2 separate regions of the Homo sapiens genome follow, and region 1 is linked to region 2. Evidence: read pairs that join two places in POLR2A ChIA-PET (ENCODE). Cell type or tissue: HepG2. All regions are shown on one strand.

Region 1 (8,000 bases), 260 kb before region 2:
AGATGTGAGCCCCTGCTCCCAGCCAAGAGGTGTGCATTGTAAATTTCTACAGCTATTGCCCAGGGCCTTCAAAAGGTTATCATTCACATGCACATCAAGGGTATACCTGTAGAGGCTGGGCTTGGTGGCTCACGCCTGTAATCCCAGCACTTTGAGAGGCTGAGGCTGGAGGATGGCTTGAGCTCAGGAGTTCAAGACCAGCCTGAGCAACATGGCAAAACCCTGTCTCTATAAAAAATACAAATATTAGCCAGGCATAGTGGCGCATGCCTGTAGTCCCATCTACTTGGGGGGCTGATGCAGGAGGATCGCTTGAGCCCGGGAGGTCGAGGCTACAGTGAGCTGTGATTGTACCGCTATACCCCAGCCTGGGTGACAAAGTAAGACCCTGTCCCTCCCCCACCAAAAAAAACAAGCCTACATTGGTGAGGGTGCTGTTTCTGATACCCTTTTCTACCCCAGCAAGAATGCGGTGTGTCAGGAGAAGCAAATCCCAAATGAGGTAAGTGGATTTTCTATGTGGGCCTGGGTCGGGGCAGACATGGCTTCTGAGGTTGTCCCTGTAGCTGTCTGAGGAGATAAGCTATTAAGAGCTCTTGTTAGTGTGGGTTTTATTAACAAAGACAGAGTTTGGGGAGGTGAGCCAGAACCGTGCGGCAGCGAGAAGCGTTGTGCAAGTCGGTATTTATTTCTTTAGTGCAGTTAGAACTTAAATATGGTCAAAACATACTCTTCTTTTAATTTACACAAACAAATATGTTCCCAGGCTGACACCTCCCGTGCCAAGTTTCTAGGGGAAACAAAATTCTACTGTGAGATTATAAACCACTCGAGAGAAGATGAGAATGGAAAAGCCGCCGAGAGTTAGCTCTCTCTACATGCCCAGAACTGGGCTGCTAAAAGGTGTCTTTTTTTTCATTGCAGATAAACCTGCCAGTAATTTCAGCAAATGAAACGTGGAACACGTCAAGGCCAGAGGATGGAAAAGGCTCCAGTTTTGATAAAAGGAGGCCTGCTTGGCTTGGAATCCTCTCTCCTGCTGGTTGGGAGATGCAAAGATGTTTCCAGAGAGGGGCTGATGAATTGAGGGGAAAGAAATGAGCCCAGTATGAGTCCCCTTTCAGGGCTGAGCGTGTATAAAACCAAACAACTTGGAACCGCTCCAAGAGAGGGGATTAAAGCAACATGTTATTCTGAGTGATTGCTTAATTTATTGAGCTGCGGCTGGATCTGTAATGAAATACAGCCCTTGTAACTGATAACCTCCTGCTGCCATTGAACTTCTACAATTAAGGAATATTTTCTGAGTTTCTCTGGAACGGCTCTGAATTTTTAGCCTCTGTGGTAGGGTGCTTCTGAACATTTGTTTTCCAGGCAATTTTTTTTGAGTATTAGGCTGATGTTAATAAATAAGCAGCATTTTATTGAGTGTTTTGTGGGAACCAGGAACTTTATATACATTGTTTCTAATCCTGACACTAATCCTGTCAATATCCAGTGAAATAACCCCTATTATTCCCTATTTTACAGATGTGAAGCCACGAGACGTTAGGTCATTTTCTAGAGTGGTGCTGTCCAAGACAGTAGCTGTGATGGCTCCTTGTGGCTATTGATGTGTAAATTAGTTAAAATTAAATAAATTTTAACATTTACACCCTAGGTTGCACTAACAATGAGTTCAAGTGCCCAGCAGCCCCGTGTACTGTGGCTGATGGCTACCACATTGGACAGTGCAGATATAGACCATTTGAAGGTTGCACAAGTGCTATTGGTCAGCACTGACTTAGATTTCCTTTTTTTTTTTTTTTTTGAGATGGAGTCTCGCTCTATTGTCCAGGTTGGAGTGCAGTGGTGCAATCTCGGCTCACTGCAACCTCCGCCTCCTGGGTTCAAGTGATTCTCCTGCCCCAGCCTCCTGAGTAGCTGGGACTACAGGTGCATGCCACCACGCCCAGCTAATTTTTGTATTTTTAATAGAGATGGGGTTTCACTGGCCAGGCTGGTCTCGAACTCCTGACCTCAGGGGATCCACCTGCCTCAGCCTCTCAAAGTGTTGGGATTACAGGTGTGAGCCACCACGCCCAGCCAGGTTCAGATTTCATAGCTAGAACCTGGCAGTGCCAGAATTCAAGCCGAAGCTAATGGGCTTTGAAGGCAGAGTTCATCTGCCAGCCTTGTTGCTTCTTTTTCTTCCCTCTGCTGAGAAGCAAGGAACAGAGCAGTGACTGTATCCCCTGGCTACACATTAGAATTACCTGCAATTCTTTTTTTTTTTGAGACGGAGTCTCACTCTGTAACCCAGGCTGGAGTGCAGTGGTGTGATATTGGCTCACTGCAACCTCCACCTCCCAGGTTCAAGCAATTCTCCTGCCTCAGCCTTCCAAGTAGCCGGGATTATAGGCACACACCACAACGCCCAGCTAATTTTTGTATCTTTAGTAGAGATGGGGTTTCGCCATGTTGGCCAGGCTGGTCTCGAACTCCTGACGTCAGGTGATCCACCCTCCTTGACCTCCCAAAGTGTTGGGATTACAAGCATGAGCCACCGCACCCGGCCTACCTACAATTCTTTTTTTTTGAGATGGAGTCTCGCTGTCTCCCAGGCTGGAGTGCAGTGGCGCGATCTCAGCTCACTGCAAGCTCTACATCCCGGGTTCATGTCATTCTCCTGCTTCAGCCTCCCGAGTAGCTGGGACTACAGGCGCCTGCCACCACGCCCAGCTAATTTTTTGTATTTTTAGTAGAGACGGGGTTTCACCATGTTAGCCAGGATGGTCTCAATCTCCTGACCTCCTGATCCTACCACCTCGGCTTCCCAAAGTGCTGGAAGCTGTGAGCTTTTTCCCAAAGTGCTAGAAGCTCTGAGCCGCCACGCCTGGCCCCTGCAATTCTTTAAAAAAAATGATGGTAGGGTCCCAGGCCCAGATAATCTGACTTCACTGTGATTAAGCCGGGTGGGGACAGGCATCAGAGGTTTTTCTACTTCCCCATGTGATGCCACTGTGCAGCCAGCACGTAGAGCAGCTAGGCGTGAGGACCCACACAGAGGATGCTGGAAGCAGCTGGTTCATCTGCCAGGAGAATGCAGTATCTTGTGACCAAGAAGTGGGCTTCTCCCAGGGCCACTTCTAAACCACCTCATCAGAGAGCTCAGGTTCATATCCGAGGGAAGAAACTGAAGTGCTTTCTCACACGCTTCCAGCTTGATGAGAATCACAGTAGGGAGCTTTGCTTTTCCAAACAGGCTTTGTCACATGATCATGGAAGAAAGGAGATGCCCACGTAAGATCACAGAGACAAGGTGAAAAACCCGTAGCCCCGAATTGGAATTGGAAGCATCAGTATGAATTCATGCTATATTTTTGTCTTACAAAGTAAAGCAGGTGTTTGCTAGCTCTGTCAACCATAAAGTTTAGAAATAATGAGCCATCCAATAGCAGTGAACACCCCAGCACCCAGGTTATGGTGTCTAAACGCCACTTCCGACTAGAAATGAGGGCATGAAGAAATAACCAATTCCAGGTCTGAGGCAAGAAAAAAAATTCAAGATGAGCCTGGAACATCTGGTCATTCCTTGCTTCCTTGATAGCAAGGAAGGTGAGGGTCACATTGAAAAGGATGCAGGAGACAACATGGAGTGGCTCCCAATGGGGAGAGTTTGAGCATCATTAACAATAATGGGCCGAGCGCGGTGGCTCACGCCTGTAATCCCAGCACTTTGGGAGGCCGAGGTGGGTGGATCACAAGGTCAGGAGATGGAGACCATCCTGGCTAACACAGTGAAACCCCGTCTCTACTAAAAATACAAAAAATTAGCCGGGTGTGGTGGTGGGGTACCTGTAGTCCCAGCTACTCGGGAGGCCGAGGCAGGAGAATGGCGTGAACCCAGGAGGCGGAGCTTGCAGTAAGCCGAGATCAGGCCACTGCATTCCAGCCTGGGCAACAGATCGAGACTCTGTCTCAGAAAAATAAATAATAATAATAATAATAATAATAATAATAATAATGACTATAGGCCAGGTGCGGTGGCTCACACCTGTAATCCCAGCACTTTGGGAGGCCAAGGTGGGCAGATCACTTGAGGTCAGGAGTTAGAGACCAGCCTGGCCAACATGGTGAAACCCCATCTCTACCAAAAATATAAAAAATTAGCCGGGTGTGGTGGCATACACATGTAATCCCAGCTACTTGGGAGGCTGAGGCAGAAGAATCGCTTGAACCCAGGAGGCGGAAGTTGCAGTGAGCCAAGATTGTGCCACTACACTCCAGCCTAGGTGACAGAGCAAGACGCCCATCTCAAAAAAAAAAAAAAAAAAGAATGACTTTAATGGATTGAAACATGTCATATATGTCCAAATCTATGAGTTGACAATACTTAAAAAAAAAAAAAAAAAGAAAAATTCATTTATCACCATGGGAGGATATTGGAAAACCCAACTCATTTTGAAAACTGTCAAAGAAAGGGAAAGAAGCATTTATCCTTTTTGGTACAAACCATACTTTTTGGTAGCCAAATAGTTGATAAATTGATACCTTTTATAGACATATGTCCACTACCAAAGACAGAATCATAGAATTAGTATGCCACCATGTTGTAATATCTAATGAAATAATGGGCCAGGTGTAGTGGCTCATCCCTGTAATCCCAACACTTTCGGAGGCCGAGATGGGAAGATTGTTTGAGGCCAGAAGTTCAAGACCACCCTGGGCAACACAGACCTGTCTATGCAACAAGATCCTGTCTCTACAAAAAAAAAAGAAAAAAAAAAAATTAGCCAGGTTTGGGCATGTGCCTGTAGTCCCAGCTGTTTGGAAGGCTCAGGTGGGAGGATCCCTTGAGCCCAGGAGGTCAAGGCTGCAGTCAGCTATGATTGCACCACTGCACTCTAACCTATGTGACAGAGCAAGACCCCTCAAAAAAAAAAAAAAAAAAGAAGAAGAAATTGTGGATCTAGACAATGATCATCAACAACAGCTGCTAACATTGCAAAGAGGAACAACCAGATAGTGTGTGCCTTTGAATGGAAGTACAAAACCACCAATAGGAAGTACTCATACAAAAAAAAAAAAATCAAACATCAATCTAAGTTATCTCCTAGGCCTAACTACCAATTTCTAAGAAATATAGCGGGAAGAGGAGCACATGACACTTCTATGGAGATGCTATAACCAAAATTCAGACCACAGGAAACTACAGAACAAACAAGCCAGTTTCTTCAACAAATAAATTGCAAAGGAAGAAAAAGACAAGGGAAGAGAACCTACAGGTTAGGAGAGATACAAAAGCAATCCCAACCGATGGCAACATTCGAACTTTATTTGGATCCTGATTTTAACTAGCTAAAGAAACCCTTTAGCTGGGCGCGGTGGCTCACACCTGTAATCCCAGCACTTTGGGAGGCCAAGCCGGGTGGATCACAAGGTCAGGAGTTCAAGACCAGCCTGGCCAAGATGGTGAAACCCCGTCTCTACTAAAAATACAAAAATTAGCCAGGTGCAGTGGCGTGCACCTGTAATCTCAGCTATTCAGGAGGCTGAGGCAGGAGAATCTCTGAAACCCAGGAGTCAGAGGTTGCAGCGAGCTGATATCATGCCACCGCACTCTAGCCTGGGCAACAGAGCAAGACTCCGTCTCAAAAAAAAAAAAAAGAAACGCTTTATGAGATAACCAGAGAAATCTGAATACTAACTGGGTATTTGCTGATAGTAAAAGCATTACTGTTATTAAATAGTTTTAGGAGGAGTGAAGGTGGCCAAAAAAAATTTTTTGGAGTTATACATTGAAATGTTTGTAAAAGAAATGACTGACGTCTGAAATTTGCTTCAGAGTAATCTGGGATGAGGGAAGGGGAAGAGGGCGTGGATGGAATAAGGTTGGCTGAGACTTGACTGCTGAAGCCAGGCTTATTGTACCACACGCTCCGTTCCTATGTGTGCTTGAAGCTTTTCACAATAAAAAGAAAAAAGAGGTAAAGACCAGCCTTTTCCTTCCTTTCTCTCAATGCTTAGTGTGTCCACCCACTGCTGGCATCTCTGGGACAAGCCTGGGTAGCAGGCTTGAGATAGATCTTCACGCATCCCACCCCCGTCTCCATGGCAACCAGTGGGGAGGGAAAGCTGCATCCACAAAGTTCTGGTCCCCACAGGGGTGAGGCCAGGCCACCAGTGTCATGCCAGGCCCTGTCTTGCTGCTCCCTTGGGAGAATTCCCACCAGAACTGCCTCCCTGCACCCATTCCCCATCCCTCTGGCCCTCCCTGTGTGCCCCCTGAAGAAGTAGGGGCCAGTCAGTGGAGAGAACAGGACTCTCAATCAGATCCAGGTTCAAATTCTGACTTCACCACTTAATGGCAGGATCGGAAACCTCCCTGAGCCTCATTTTTTTTTCATCTATAAAATGGGCATACAGTTTTATTTAATGTTTAAAAAAGGCAGGGGGCACGACTGGGCATGGCTCATGCCTGTAATGTCAGCACTTTGGGAGCCTGAGGCAGAAAGATCACTTGAGCCCAGGAGTTTTAGAACAGCCTGGGCAACATAGTGAGACCTCATCTCTACAAAAATTTTAAAAAATAGGCCGGGCACGGTGGCTCATGCCTGTAACCCCAGCACTTTAGGAGGCTGAGGTGGGCAGACTGCTTAAGCTCAGGAGTTCAAAACCAGCCTGGGCAACATGGCAAAACCTCGTCTCTACTAAAAACACAAAAACTAGCAGGGCATGGGGGGACACGCCTGTAGTCCCAAGTTACTCGGGAGACTAAGGTGGGAGGATCACCTGAACCCTGGAGGTCGAGGCTGCAGTGAGCTGTGATTGCACCACAGCACTCCAGCCTGGAGGACAGAACGAGACCCTGTCTCAAAATAATAATAAAATATATAAAGCTGGTATAATGTGACCTTTGTTGAGTTAGTTGCTCAACACATCTTTACTATGAATGGACAGTGACAAAAAAGGATCTAGTCTCCAACTCATGGAACTCTACTCAGGGGTGAGAGGCAATCTCCATAGGCCACTGCACCTGGCCTCATGTTCCACTTTTTAAAAAAATTAGCAGTCACAACTCCCAGTCATACTTTTCATTAACCAGAACATCTATACTTTTCAACTATGAGTATCTAGTTATGGCAATCACACAGGATCATTTCATTTAATTTAGCGCTCACATTTCTTATTTATTTAATGTATTTAATTTATTGAGATGGAGTCTCGCTCTGTTGCCCAGGCTTGAGTGCAGTGGCATGATCTCGACTCACTGCAACGTTTGCCTCCCGGGTTCAAGTGATTCTCCTGCCTCAGCCTCCTGAGTAGCTGGGATTAAAGACACGCACCACCATGCCCAGCTAACTTTTGTATTTTTAGTAGAGATGGGGTTTTACCATGTCGGCCAGGCTGGTCTTGAACTCCTGGCCTCAAGTGATCCACCCGCCTTCACCTCCCAAACTGCTGGGTTACAGGCGTGAGCCACTGTGCCTGGCCTAGTGCTCACATTTCTATGAGCTAAGTCACATTATTCCCATCCTGTGGAGGGAGAAGCTTAGGCACAGAGAGGTGAGATACCTTGCCAAAGGCCACACTACTGGTGTGGCCTTCTGTGGCCCTGTCTTCTGTGCTCAGCCCTCTGTGCATTGATGAAGCTTTGAAATGCCACAGCAGGGCCAGGAAATCAGTGCTGCCAGAAGACTGAAAAGCTCTCCAGATCATTTTCCAAATGAAGAAACAGTGGCCCAGAGAAGCCAAGTAACTTGACTGGGGCCACATAGCAAATGGGTAGCTGAGCCTGTGTTCACACTGCTTGGGGAGATGGTGCAGGGAAGCCCTATTCAGTGAGGGAAGCCAACTCTTACTGCCCCCATGTAATCCTGTCCTAAAGCAGGGTGGCCAGCCATCCCAGCGTGCCTAGGACTAGGAGGTTTTTGGGACTGGAGACATTAGGTGCTAAAACCAGGAAAGCTCTGGGCCAACTGGGATGAGCTGGGCATTCCATCCCATAGACAGTAAGG
Region 2 (8,000 bases):
TAGCTGTCTTCTCAAACAAGCTGTTGGGGCCCTTAAGCTAAACTACAAAACCCATTTCTAGTTAACAAGTACAAAAAAAACACAAAACCTTCCCAATTTCCTCACTCATTGGGAACCATATAACCTGATAACTAACTTCTGCATAACCAAAACAACAAATTTAAGGATTTAATAGTTGAAATTGGGAAGGGGCAGGGGGTCCAATAAAATGTTAAAACCTACCTATTTGAGAGGCCTGTAATAAAAGCAGAAAACTTCCAGTAATAGCTAACAGGCTGCGATCTACCACACAAATTTATCATAACAGTGAGACAAGCAGAGTCATTTAAATTAAATGGTTTACACAGGAAATGGGCATACTGTAAACTAGCTTAGACCTTTCCTGAGATCACCTTTGAAATGTTAGTAAAAATGGCCTTGGAAACACAGGCTTTTCAATACACATATGATTCCTGTTTCAACTCCAGAAAATTGCTCAAGTGGCACTAATAGCAAGTGCCTAGATTAGACAATTCATTTCTCAAGTTTATTTTGATCAGGAAGTCTAGAGCTGAAATGAGAGTCCTCTAATTTTGAATTAACTCATTTACATACATAATTGCCATGCTAGACTGAGTAGTCATACTCCTGACTCTTTGTAAACTACACTTCTCTTCAATGTTATTCATGCTTCATAGGAAACTGCTGTTTCCAATTAGCTTTTCAAGCCTGTAAATACAGACTGTATTTAGCTAGCCTGATATATTTACCAGCTTTTCACTGGCTATAAATTAATGGGCAAAGCATGAACAGGCGATTTCAATGCAACGTCAAAAAATGCAATAATGATGTTTGTAATCTCTCAATACCACTAGAAAGCTTTACAAGCAAGGAACAAGGAGAATTACGGCCACCTCCAGGGCCAACATATAGCACAGTTCTAGACCAATGTCTTCTAAAAGGTCATGCTCAAGTATCAAGATAGTTCATAAGAAAACACTCTCCTCTAAAAGGCAACTCCAAAATGTGGATTATTTAGTATCCTTTTAAATGCAAATTTTGATACCAGTGCATGTAAAAGCTCTACCTTTTTATCAAGTCAGGGTCTCACTATGTTGCCCAGACTAGCCTTGAACTCCTGCACTCAAGCAATTCTCCTGTAACAGCCTCTCAAGTAGCAGGCACTGCAGGTATGCACCACCACACCCAGCCTTCTAATTTATTAGGCTTTCTAATTTCTTCTCATCACTTCTTCTAAAGGTAGATGGAAAAAAACAAAACAAAACATTTTCTTTCTCTGACAATGCCAGAACATAAAGAAGTTAAGTTACTTACCAGGTAGCCTTAGTAATAAAGTGAAGGATAAAACTGCTTATCCTAACCCACTTACTACTCTACAACAAATCACTTGCTCTTTCTACCAGAATTTAATTCAAGACCACTTTCATTCCACTTAACGTTCATTAACTGCTTACATACAATGTGTTAAGTCAGGCCATTCATTAACTGCTTACACGCAATGTGTTATGTTACGCACTTACACAACAAAATGGCTACACCCCTTGTCCAAGGAGCTAACCACCTAGAAGGGGGTTATGCTGTATAATACAAGACAAAATTTATGTAACATAGAGATGTACAATGTTCTGTGGGAGTTGAGAGAAAGGAAAGATCACCTCTTGGGCAAGGTAGCAGGCAATAAAAACTTCATGGAGAAGGCAAAAGCTGCACCGCGGAAAGTTAAGGGAAAGCTGTGAACAACAAACATTGAGAACAACAAGAGAAAATTCAAGTTGGAAGAAATTAAACAAAGCACCTCTTAGGGAACAAATAAGTCAGTCTTGGAAAAAGGAGAGCAACAAGGGATTAGACTACACAGAAAGGTTGGGCTGGATCACAGAAAGCCTGTTATGCATGGGTAAAAATAGTCAACTGCCTAGAAAACAAAGAGTGTGGGATTAATTTAGAATTTTCAGCAGGGTCAGTGACAGGAACGGAGCCATACATCAGAAGATTACAAAACTGGCAGTCGGGAGATACTTCATTTGTTAAATCGATATTTAATGCCTTCTAGTGCCAAGCTCTATTCAGTATTCGAAACACCTAGAAGCACAGAATTAAATACATTTTCCTCTTGCCTTGCTGATAACTTCATTGCTTTAAAGATCAAAAAAGGCTGGGAGCGGGTGGCTCATTCCTGTAATCCCAGCACTTTGGAAAGCCGAGCGGGTGGATCACTTGAGGCCGGAAGTTCGAGACCAGCCTGGCAAGCATGGTGAAATCCCATCTCCACTAAAAAAAATTACAAAAATTAGCCAGATGTGGTGGCGTACACCTGTAATCCCAGCTACTTGAGAGACTGAGACATGAGAATCACTTGAACTTGGGAGAGGGAGGTTGCAGTGAGCCAAAATCACACCACTGCACTCCAGCCTGGCGACAGAGTGAGACTCTGTCTCAAAAAAACAAATGAACAGGCTGGGCGTGGTGGCTCACACCTGTAATCCCAGAGCATTGGGAGGCCAAAGCAGGTGGATTACCTGAAGTCAGGGGTTCAAGACCAGCCTGGCCAACATGGTGAAACTCCGTCTCTACTGAAAATATAAAAATTAGCTGGGCATGGTGGCAGGTGCCTGTAAACCCAGCTACTCGGGAGGCTAAGGCAGGAGAATCGCTTGGATCCGGTAGGCAGAGGTTGCAGTGAGTCAAGATCGCACCACTGCACTCCACCCTGGGCCACAGAGCAAGACTCTGTCTCAAAAATAAATAAATAAATAAATAAATAAATAATAAAGGTCAAAAAGTCAAGAGAGGAGCTGCTACTTTGATCTACTTGGCCAGTAAGAAGTGGGTGATCTGGCCAGGTGTGGTGGCTCACATCTATAATCTTAGCACTTTGGGAGACTGAGGTGGGCAGACTTCTCTTGAACGCAGGAGTTCGAGAGCAGCCTGGGCAAATGGTGAGATCCTGTCTCTACAAAACTTTCAAAACAATTAGTGAGGCATGGTGGCATGTGCCTGTGGTCCCAGCTACTCGAGAGGCTGAGGTAGGAGTATCACTTGAGCCCAGGGAGTTGAGGCTGCAGTGAGCCAAGATGGCGCCACTGCACTCCAGCCTGGGTGACAGAGTGAGACACTCTCTCAAAAAAGAAAAAAAAAAATGGCCGGGCATAATGGCTCATGCCTGTAATCGCAACACTTTGGGAGGCCCAGGCAGGCGGATCACCTAAGGTCAGGAATTCGAGACCGGCCTGGCCAACATGGCGAAATCCCGTCTCTACTAAAAATACAAAAATTAGCCAGGCATGGTGGCAAGCGCCTGTTAATTCTAGCTACTCAGGAGGCTGAGGCAGAAGAATCGCTTGAACCCAGGAGACAGAGGTTGCAGTGGGCCAAGACTGCACCACTGCACTCCAGCCTAGGTGACAGAGTAAGACTCCATCTCAAAAAAAAAGGTGCGAAAGTGAAGAAAAAAGAAAAGAAAAAAACAGAAGTGGGATGACATAAAATAAACATTAGCTCATTAGACTTAAGAAACGCAAATCCAGGCCAAGCCCGGTGGCTCACACCTGTAATCCCAGTACTTTGGGAGGCAGAGGCCGGTGGATCCCCTGAGGTCAGGAGTTCAAGACCAGCCTTGCCAACATGGTGAAACCCCATCTCTACTAAAAATACAAAAATTAGCTGGGCATGGTGGCGGGCGCCTGTAATCCCAGCTACTCGGGGGGCTGAGTCAAGAGAATCACTTGAACACAGGAGGCCGAGATCGCACCACTGCACTCCAGCCTAGGTGACAGAGTGAGACTCCATCTCAAAAAAAAAAAAAAAAAAAAAAAGGTAGGAAAGAGAAGAGAAAAAAAAAAAAAAACAGAAGTGTGGTGAGTGACATAAAATAAACATTAGCTCATTAGACTTAAGAAATGCCAATCCAGGCCAGACGTGGTGGCTCACGCCTGTAATCCCAGAACTTTGGGAGGCGGAGGCGGGTGGATCACCTGAGATGAGGCGTTCGAGACCAGCCAGGCCAACATGGTGAAATCCCGTCTCTACTAAACATACAAAAATTACCCGGGCATGGTAGCAGGCATCTGTAATCCCAGCTCCTCAGCAGTCTGAGGAAGGAGAGTCGCTTGAACCCAGGAAGCGGAGGGTGCACTGAGCAGAGATCACACCACTGCACTCCAGCCTGGGCCACAGAACAAGATTCAGTCTCAAAAAAAAAAAAAAAAAAAGAAATGCAATTCCATACCTTTTACACTTGTTTTGAGACCCACAACTATGAAGTCTTTGAGTCCTAAAAGGTGTTAAAAGGTGATAGAGCTGTCTTAAACAGTGATGACAACCTAAATTTTAAGAAATACAAGGGGAGCAACTGACCCACTCATGACGTCTGTATTGTACTTTTTTAAAGGAGGGTAATCAAAATGCTGACGGAACAATGGGACCTAAGAAATGTGAAGTAACTGAAGGTTTACAGATGTATAAGTGAGACTGAACTCTCAAGCAGGTGTCTTCCAATCTAGAAGTAACAAAATATTAATCTTTTAGCTGGGCGTGGTAGTGCACACCTGTGGTTTTACCTATTTGGGAGGCTGAGGCAGGAGGACCGCTTGAGCCCAGCACCCTGAGATCAGCTTGGACAAAAGAGTGAGACCTAGTCTCTATTTTATTAAAAAGATATGGGGAAGGCCGGGCACAGTGGCTCACACCTGTAATCCCAGCACTCTGGGAGGCCAAGGCAGGCAGATCATGAGGCCAGGAGATCGAGACCATCCTGGCCAACATGGTGAAACCCCATCTCCACTAAAAATACAAAAAAATTAGCAGGGCGTGGTGGTGCACGCCTGTAGTCCCAGCTACTCGGGAGGCTGAGGCCGGGGAAACACTTGAACCTCGGAGGCGGAGGTTGCAGTGAGCCGAGATTGCACCACTGCACTCCAGCCTGGCAACAGAGTAAGACTCCATCTCTAAAAAAAAAAAAAAAAATTATTTAAAATAAGAAAAAGATTAGTCCAGTGGCATACTATGGTCCATAGGCCAAATACAGCCAACCAATTATTTTGTAAATGAAGTTTTATTGCAACACGGCTATGCCAATTGGTTTACGTATTCTATGGCATTTCGGGGCTACAGTGGCAGAGCTAAGAGTTGTGACAGAAACTATGCAGCATGGAAAGCTGAAAATATTTTACTATCTGGCCCTTTATAGAAAACGTGCCAACGTTCATTTTAAAGGATGGGCTGAAGGTTGAAGGGGGACAGGAAATGCTGCCTGGAATTTGCTAAACTCAAAGATGAGAAATAAGGCCGCTTGCAACAAAAATAAAAACAATCAGCTGGGCATAGTGGCTCACACCTGTAATCCCAGCACTTTAGGAGGCTGAGGCGGGCAGATCAGGAGGTCAGGAGATTGAGACCATCATGGCCAACACAGTGAAACCCTGTCTCTACTAAAAATACAAAAAAACTAGCTGGGCATGGTGGCACGCACCTGTAGTCCCAGCTACTCGGGAGGCTGAGGCAGGAGAATCACTTGAACCCAGGAGGCGGATGTTGCAGGGAGCCGAGATCATGCCACTGCACTCCAGCCTGGTGAAAGAGTGAGACTCCATCTCAAAAAAAAAAAAAGAATCCAGATGTGAGAGAGGGCATGGAGATAAAATCGTCAGAATTTTGGAAATGACCAGATCTGGAGACAGAGCAAGAGTCAAAACTGATGCTAAAAACAGGGTTGGTAACTGGGAATCACTTATAGTAATGGGATGAGGAGAAAGAAGTGGTTTGGAGACAGTAAGAAAGAAAAGAAGTACAAGTTAAATATCTCATTTGAGCCACGTCAATTCAAAACAACACTTAGTCTGGGGGCTATCCAGGTAGGGATGTCTGGAGTCCAGCATGAAATGTATACCTGGATCTGAACAGAGACCACAGCTGGGGATAAAGATGTTGGTGTCTACAGCTGAAGCTGTAAAGTGAGTGAGATCACTAAAAGACAAAAAAGATGAAGAGGAAATAAAAGAGTGGAGCGCAGAGTGGCGAGGGACAAGTAACGTGAGGCCACGCAAACCGTATGGAGCAGAAGAGGGAGAGCCAGTAGAGGAACCAAAGCAGCTTGTGCTTTGGTCAACCAAGGCAACTTGGCTCAAGGACTGAAAAATGCACTACTGAGGTCAGCAGAGAATCTAAGGGAAGCAGCCTAGCAAGGGCGATCAAGAATTCTGTAGGACTGGACCCACTTCAGCTGCCACCACTTACCTTCAATGGCCCTGCTATGTCTAATTGTAGCAGGACCAAACTAGCAGCCCACACCTGTGGCCTGGGAATCCCTGCCCAGCACTAAATGAGCAAACCACTGGCATTAAGACAATGAAACAAATGTTTAATCTTCCTCTGGCAATGGCAGTGACTGAAGATCCCTTAATAAAAAAGTTTGTGGCCAGGCGTGGTAGCTCAGGCCTGTAATCCCAGCACTATGGGAGGCTAAGGCAGGCGGATCACGAGGTCAGGAGTTCGAGAACAACCTGGCCAATATGGTGAAACCCCATCTCTACTAAAAATACAAAAAGTAGCTGGGCGTGGTGACGGGTGCCTGTAATCCCAGCTACTCAGGAGGCTGAGGCAGGAGACTCGCTTGAACCCAAGAGGTGGAGGCTGCAGCAAGCCAAGATTGCACCACTGCACTCCTGGGCAACAGAGTGAGAATACATCTCAAGGAAAAAAAAATGTGCAACTGAGTGCATAAGATTCTCTCTGGGAACATGCTGCATACAAGGAAATGGCACCCAAGTAGAGGACAGTTCAGTTAAAAGCATCATAATAATATTTTTTCAGATAAAAAGAATCCTGCTAATATTAAACACAGACCAACAGGTCACTTACCGCAGGCAGAGGGCAGTAGAACTGATGAACTGTGTGCATGACGTCCAAGAGCATATTGTGTCCAATAACAAGTTTTCCCTAAAGAAAGTCAAGGTTAGAAAAAAGACTTCTACATTCGAAATTATACTGGGGTTTCAGAATGTATAGTTCAGATTCCAAGAGGACTTTGTACTAAACTCGCTTTCCAGACTTAAAAAAAAAAAAAAAAAAAAAAAAAAAAAAAGTACAAATAAGCTAATTTGGGCTGGCTTCATTCCTCCTCCATTTTGGAATGTTAAATCCAGAAAGCAAAGTGAAAGCACAAATGACTTTGATGTCACTGATCTTTTTCTTGAATTTTTATTAATTATGCCACCCTCATGAATCAGAAGTAGTAAAATTTTGATTGAAAAGTTTTTTTAAAAGTAAAATCTGGGCCAGGCACGGTGGCTCACAAATGTTATCCTACCACTTTGGGAGGTCAAGGCGGGTGGATCACCTGAGGTCAGTAGTTCGAGACCAGCCTGGCCAACATGGCGAAATCCCATCTCTACTAAAAATAGAAAAATTAGCCAGGTGCGGTGGTGCATGCCTATAACTCCAGCTACCCAGCAGGCTGAGGCAGGAGAATCGCTGGAACCCGGGAGGCAGAGGCTGCAGTGAGCCAAGATTGCACCACTGCACTCCAGCCTGGGCAACAGAGTGAGACCCCGTCTCAAAAAAAAAAAAGTAAAATCTGAAAGCGTTGACTCCCTTAAACTGTCAAATAATTTGGGAAAAAACTAAACACAAATTTTAGGGCTGCATCCTTTAAAACAACCCACTTATTTTAAAAGATACATTCATACCAATGCTAAAAGGTAAAAATAACTAATTTCTAACTATATTAAACAGAATTGCATTTCCTATATCATTATGTCAAAATTCATGGGGCATGTTCTTAAACACACATCCATTAAAAGTCACTGCCTTTCAGCCAACCGAAATACAATATATGTGCTGGCAGCCCTCTTCGTGCAATGGGCGGTGTGTCTGTCTCACACTATATGTGCAACAAATTAGTCCATTTTGATAAAAATTAAATTTCCAAAATGGAACATAAATTTAGATTTAGCCAGCCAGGTGACACCATTTTTAACATAAAACATCAGGGGCCGGGCGTG

The links. Peaks named below come from ENCODE experiments on the same cell type or tissue, not always from the same donor. Only the 100,000 strongest peaks of a DNase experiment are listed, where the experiment ranks them.
Region 1: POLR2A ChIA-PET joins it to region 2 with 5 read pairs; 2 of 35 experiments call an interaction of 5 or more read pairs at or near these places.

What each region holds. Positions count from the first base shown.
Region 1 is chr16:14,325,089-14,333,088 of GRCh38, forward strand. MIR193BHG (MIR193b-365a host gene) reads left to right here. Exons shown (of 2, transcript NR_170633.1): 2 at 925-5,974. Among named protein-coding and RNA genes, the nearest start is that of MIR365A, 20 kb to the left of the region's middle. In HepG2, no CTCF peak of the experiment used is centred here; a DNase peak (open chromatin) is centred at 4,833.
Region 2 is chr16:14,586,443-14,594,442 of GRCh38, forward strand. PARN (poly(A)-specific ribonuclease) reads right to left here. Exons shown (of 24, transcript NM_002582.4): 13 at 6,859-6,936. Among named protein-coding and RNA genes, the nearest start is that of PARN, 40 kb to the right of the region's middle. In HepG2, a CTCF peak has its summit at 6,872; no DNase peak of the experiment used is centred here.